Regions from separate parts of the Homo sapiens genome. Here region 1 is linked to region 2. The links are chromatin loops, found by intact Hi-C in ENCODE. Cell type or tissue: sigmoid colon. All regions are shown on one strand. Links, peaks and the distances in the headings refer to the core of each region. The heading gives the core; the rest is flanking DNA.

Evidence for each region. A loop is a pair of places that touch in the nucleus more often than their neighbours do. Peaks named below come from ENCODE experiments on the same cell type or tissue, not always from the same donor. Only the 100,000 strongest peaks of a DNase experiment are listed, where the experiment ranks them.
Region 1: it touches region 2 in a loop (2.6-fold over the local background); 4 of 110 quality-filtered maps call a loop at or near these places.

What each region holds. Positions count from the first base shown.
Region 1 is chr17:950,292-953,198 of GRCh38, reverse strand. All of the region lies in intron 1 of NXN (nucleoredoxin), which reads left to right. Among named protein-coding and RNA genes, the nearest start is that of NXN, 28 kb to the left of the region's middle. RefSeq lists an enhancer at 2,539-2,907. In sigmoid colon, for the core only: no CTCF peak of the experiment used is centred there; DNase peaks (open chromatin) are centred at 1,228, 1,508 and 1,785; H3K4me3 peaks cover 670 bases; H3K27ac peaks cover 425 bases.
Region 2 is chr17:884,844-887,750 of GRCh38, reverse strand. All of the region lies in intron 1 of NXN (nucleoredoxin), which reads left to right. Among named protein-coding and RNA genes, the nearest start is that of NXN, 93 kb to the left of the region's middle. RefSeq lists an enhancer at 1-492. In sigmoid colon, for the core only: no CTCF peak of the experiment used is centred there; DNase peaks (open chromatin) are centred at 440, 1,310 and 1,610; H3K27ac peaks cover 458 bases.

The sequences.
Region 1 (2,907 bases), core at 249-2,748, 65 kb before region 2:
AGGTGATCCGCCCGCCTCGGCCTCCCAAGGGTCATAGTCTTCCGTTTGGACTTCAGGGAGCTACTCAGACATTCCCTGAGCTGGAGGGTTCCATGATAATGATCATCAGTCATGGCTTCTGTGGACTGAGCCCCTCACTGGATTCCAGGGACCACCTTGAAGTGGTCTTCATGGCTCTCATCTTTAACACGGGGTAGCCTAGGACCCCTCTAGGACCACCTTGTTACTGCTTTTCATGTATTATCTCATTGCGTCTTCCAGGACGGAGAAGTGGGTCCTGGCTCTGCTGGCCGTCATTCCTCCCAGAGGGATGGGCAGCAGGAACCTGTCGTCCGTGGTACCTGCCGGGTTCCAACCTTGGTCTGTCTGACTCCAGCCCCCCCACAGTGTGACCGTCCGTGGTACCTGCCGGGTTCCAACCTTGGTCTGTCTGACTCCAGCCCCCCCCACAGTGTGACCGTCCGTGGTACCTGCCGGGTTCCAACCTTGGTCTGTCTGACTCCAGCCCCCCCACAGTGTGACCGTCCGTGGTACCTGCCGGGTTCCAACCTTGGTCTGTCTGACCCCAGCCCCCCCACAGTGTGACCGTCCGTGGTACCTGCCGGGTTCCAACCTTGGTCTCTCTGACTCCAGCCCCCCCACAGTGTGACCGTCCGTGGTACCTGCCGGGTTCCAACCTTGGTCTGTCTGACCCCAGCCCCCCCACAGTGTGACCGTCCGTGGTACCTGCCGGGTTCCAACCTTGGTCTGTCTGACCCCAGCCCCCCCACAGTGTGACCGTCCGTGGTACCTGCCGGGTTCCAACCTTGGTCTGTCTGACCCCAGCCCCCCCACAGTGTGACCGTCCGTGGTACCTGCCGGGTTCCAACCTTGGTCTGTCTGACCCCAGCCCCCCCACAGTGTGACCGTCCGTGGTACCTGCCGGGTTCCAACCTTGGTCTGTCTGACCCCAGCCCCCCCACAGTGTGACCGTCCGTGGTACCTGCCGGGTTCCAACCTTGGTCTCTCTGACCCCAGCCCCCCCACAGTGTGACCTGAATTTTCTGCAACCTCCTGTGGCCTTGTCCTGGCAGGAGGTGGGTAACTGTCATGAGTTTCTCAGACCACAAAAACCACAACCACCACCGCCCCCCACAAAAACGGAAACGCCCCTTCTTTCAGCGCTGGCCATGAGGGAGCGGTGGTGATGGATGGCTGACCGTGGAGAATTCTGCATTCCAGGGGACTGAGGTCAGGGCAGGCGGGAGCTGCGTGGCCCTGGTTTCCAGGACTCAGGCTCTGGTGCATTCTCGGGGAGGCTGAGCTCCCCTTCCCGGGTGCCCTCCGTCTACTGAGTGTGCCGAGCTCATTGCTTTCCTGCCTCCCGTCCTCTCTGCCCCTGTGGCTCTCCCAGGGAAATACCCACGGGACCCCAGGTGAAGGTTCCTGCTGCCCGCCCCTCTGGGGCTGGCCCTGCTGGGAGGAATGCCGGCCCCCACCCCCAGCCCTGCCCAGACTCATGCCTGAGGTTTTACTGCTTTCATTCACTTCCATACATGGAAGTGGGGCTTGCCCGCCTCTGCCAGAGAGCGCCTGGATCAGGAGGTTTGTCTCCACACAGCTGACAGACCCTCCCGCCCCCAACCCCCGCCCCCGCCCCCAGCTCGCATTTTTAAAATGTATTGATTGAGAAAGACCCTGGCTTTAACCACATCATGTCTGCAAAAAGAGAGCGTGAGCATCTCAACAGAGAGATCAGGCTGCAGAATTACCCTCTGGTCCCTCGTGCGATCGTTGCAACACTGGCCTCCACCTGGGGGTGTGTTAGAAAGTTCTAAAGAGAAGCTGTTCAGTCTTTTTTTTTTTTTTCGAGATGGAGTCTCACTCTGTCACTCAGGTTGGAGTGCAGTGGTGTGATCTCAACTCACTGCAACCTCTGTCTCCCGGGTTCAAGCAATTCTCGTGCCTCAGCCTCCCAAGTAGCTGGGCTTACAGGCGCCCGCTACCACGCCCAGCTTTTTTTTTTTTTTTTTTTTTTTTTTTTAAGTAGAGACAGGGTTTCACCATGTTGGCCAGGCTGGTTTCGAACTTCTAACCTCAAAAGATCTGCCAGCCTCGGCCTCCCAAAGTGCTGGGATTACAGGCGTGAGCCACCGTGCCCGGCCGGAAGTGCTTTTTATAATGCGGAGTACTAGGGTTCTACCCGGTTTTTTCTGATTTTGTTTCATAAGCGATTGAGGATTGGACCTTGTACTAGTTAGACTTCCAGAAAGTCAAGAGTTGACAGCAGTAGCTCCTAAAGTAGATTTGGGGAGGAATGTGTCTTTCTTACGGAGGTGTCTTTACTGGCTTGGTGTGTCATTTGTTGGTCTTCTTTGTGCCAAACACTTCGCCATTTCGTCCGACTCTTTCCCCTGCTAACATCTTGGGAACAGTGTTGCGTGTCCCACTGGGTTGTCTCTGTGGTCCTGCTCACGTCCGTCCACTCGGTGGCATCCTCTGAGCCTCCTTATAGTGGAATGTGAGTTATTTTGAAGCCGTAATTCAAGATTGTAAAATTCTAGAAGCACATGCCGAGCTCTGGCTTTGCTTTTGGGGAACGGACGGGGGATGAAATGACTGTGCTGGCCTGGCCGTTTGCACCCCACCCACCCCTGAACACCAGATATAGAAAGTTCTAGAAGCACATGCTGAGCTTTGGTTTTGCTTTTGGGGAATCGACAGGGGATGAAATGACTGTGCTGGCCCGGCCGTTTGCACCCCACACACCCCTGAAAACCAGATATAGTTCCCTGCCTTGGATAAGATCTTAAAAATAAAACCAAGCCTTCGGATCCTTTCTCGTTGGGATTTATTTTAAGCTTGAAATAGCAAACCCTAAAGTTCTTCATCTCTGTACCCACTCCCTTCCCCCACCGAATCCCTTTC
Region 2 (2,907 bases), core at 297-2,796:
TCTCTTTTTTCCCCCTCAAGCCATAGGGGCCAGCTCTGTGACGGTGGTTCACTGACATGGAGCGAATGGAAAAATGGGGTCATGTCTCCGCCAGAAGCCTGCATTCCCGTTTAATTGGCGAGCACACACTTTCTTTGTATTTGTTTACCTTATGGCTGGTTCTGACAAATAAAATGGATTCTTTTCTCGGCCTCTTCACTTGGGAGGAGTAAGCTGTGGGGTATTAGTGGAGGGAGTGAAGGCCTGAAAATGCCCGGGATTTGGAAAATCTCCGAGAATGTGGTGCAGAAGAAGGTATTCTTGACTTTGGTGACGAGCATATGAACGGCAGCTTCCCAAGTTGGTGACAAGAGCTCATGAACGGCAGCTTCCCCAGTCACCCTCACTGAATCGGACGCTGCCTTGTGACTGTACGTTGTCCACACCTCCCCCTGCACCTCCGCCAAACCTTCGTCGCTGTGGCCACTTGCCTGGGAGAGGACTGGCCGGTCAGCTAGCATGGATTTATGGAGCTCCCACCAGATAAAAGACTGAGGCCAGGCGCGGTGGCTCACGCCTGTAATCCCAGCACTTTGGAAGGTTGAGGCGGGTGAATTGCTTGAGGCCAGGAGTTCGAGACCAGCCTGGGCAACATGGTGAGACCCCCATCTCTACAGAAAAAAAAAAATACAAAAATTAGCCAAGTGTGGTGGTTCACGCCTTGTAGTCCCAGCTACTTGGGAGGCAGAGGTGGCAGGATTGCTTGAGCCCAGGAGGTTAAGGCCGTAGCCATGATCACTCCACTGCACTCCAGCCTGGATCTGAAAAAAAATAAATAAATAACAAAATAAAAGTTTGTTTTATCCAGACTGTCAGGCAAAAATGTTAGGATAAACAATAGAATGAGATCAAAGCCTTCCTCTTTTTGCTTTAGGTTGGAATTCAAACCATCCAGTGTAGTAAGAGGTATTATTTCTATTTTTTTTTTTTTTTTGAGACAGAGTCTCACTCTGTCGCCCAGGTTGGAGTGCAGTGGCACGATCTCAGCTCACTGCAAGCTCCACCTCCCGAGTTGAAGTGATTCTCCTGCCTCAGTCTCCTGAGTAGCTGGGACTACAGCTGTGTGCCACCACGCCCGGCTAATTTTTTGTATTTTTAGTAGAGATGGGGTTTCACCACATTGGCCAGGCTGATCTCGAACTCCTGACCTCAGGTGATCCACCCACATTGGCCTTCCAAAGTGCTGGGATTCCTGGCGTGAGCCACCGCGCCGGCCAACGGTGTTGGTTCCCGTGGAGCGAAGCCTCTCCGTGCGCTGCCAGCCTCCCAGGGAAGAATCATGAGCAAGTGGCAGGTGTCCAGCAGAATCTATCTTACGTCTCTTGGAATAAATATTCCCTCTGGCTCGGTAAGAGCAAAACCCTTTAGTCCAGCTTGGATGTTAGAGAACCTTCTGCTTGCTTAATTTATTGATTTTTTAAAGCCAAAGCAATGTCAGCAGAGCCAAGAATAATGTTGGAGAGATTCTAAGAACATGGCCTTGCGTAGTTTTCCTGACTGAAATCCACTCTGCCTAACACTGGGGACCTGGGAGCTGCTTCCGTGGAGAAACCCGGACCCGTGGTCAGAATGGGGTGGCTCCTGACACAGAGCCTTCAATTTCTGATGGGCTCCACCTGGCCCCAGCCTCTTTGTGCCTTTTGTGTGGTTCCATGCCAGGGTTTTGAGCTGCGTTTGGAGCCTTTGGTTAGAATTTTCTAAGGAGCATTAAAAGTGAGTACCACAGCTGGGCGCGGTGGCTCACGCCTATAATCCCAGCACTTTGGGAGGCCGAGGCGGGCGGATCACGAGGTCAGGAGATCGAGACCATCCTGGCTGACACGGTGAAACCCCGTCTCTACTAAAAAAATACAAAAAAAAAAAATTAGCCGGGCGTGGTGGCGGGCGCCTGTAGTCCCAGCTACTCGGGAGGCTGAGACAGGAGAATGGCGTGAACCCGGGAGGCAGAGCTTGCAGTGAGCTGAGATTGCGCCACTGCACTCCAGCCTGGGGGACAGAGCGACTCTGTCTCAAAAAAAAAAAAAAAAAAAAAAAAAAAAGCGAGTACCGCAGCCCCCAGGTGGGCATGGCGCCTCTCTTCAGAGAGGGGCATGTGTGCGCAAAGAAAAGGAAGCCATTTACTTCCAGAGATGATTCCTGGCTAAGAAACGATTATGAGAAATGAAAGACTAGACATAGGAGACGGACTATGAAATCCTGAACTCTTTTTTTTTTCCTTTTCTTTTCTTTTTTTTGAGATTGAGTCTCGCTCTTGTTGCCCAGGCTGGAGTGTAGTGGTGCGATCTCCGCTCACTGCAACCTCCACCTCCCGGGTTCAAGTGATTCTCCTGCCTCAGCCTCCCAAGTAGCTGGGATGACGGGCGCCTGCACCACGCCCAGCTAATTTTTGTATTTTTAGTAGAGACGAGGTGTCACCATGTTGGCCAGACTGGTCTCTTGGCCAGGCTGGTCTCAACCTCTGACCTCGTGATCCGCCCGTCTCGGCCTCCCAAAATGCTGGGATTACAGGCGTGAGCCACTGCGACCGGCCGCATATGTTGAGTCTTATTAGTCTCTGTCCTAAACTTGACTGATCATGATGGGACATGTCAGCCTGAATGAGACCCTTTCCTGGACCTCTCTTTCATACTGTATCATCCCACCCAGGAGGCCTGACTCAGCTCCGCTTGGTCTTAGATGTCCCTCTTACCCCTAAAGGGGATGGCGCTCGCCATAGGATGCCCCAGGCCAGATTCTTCTTTCATTTACACCTTGGTCATTCTCCTGTGTCCTCCGCTGAGTGTTTGTTTTGGGGGAAAGCCCACACTTTCTTTAGCTCCCAAGATTCTGGATTGGTGATTGGAATACAGATGTTTCAAAACTGTTCAC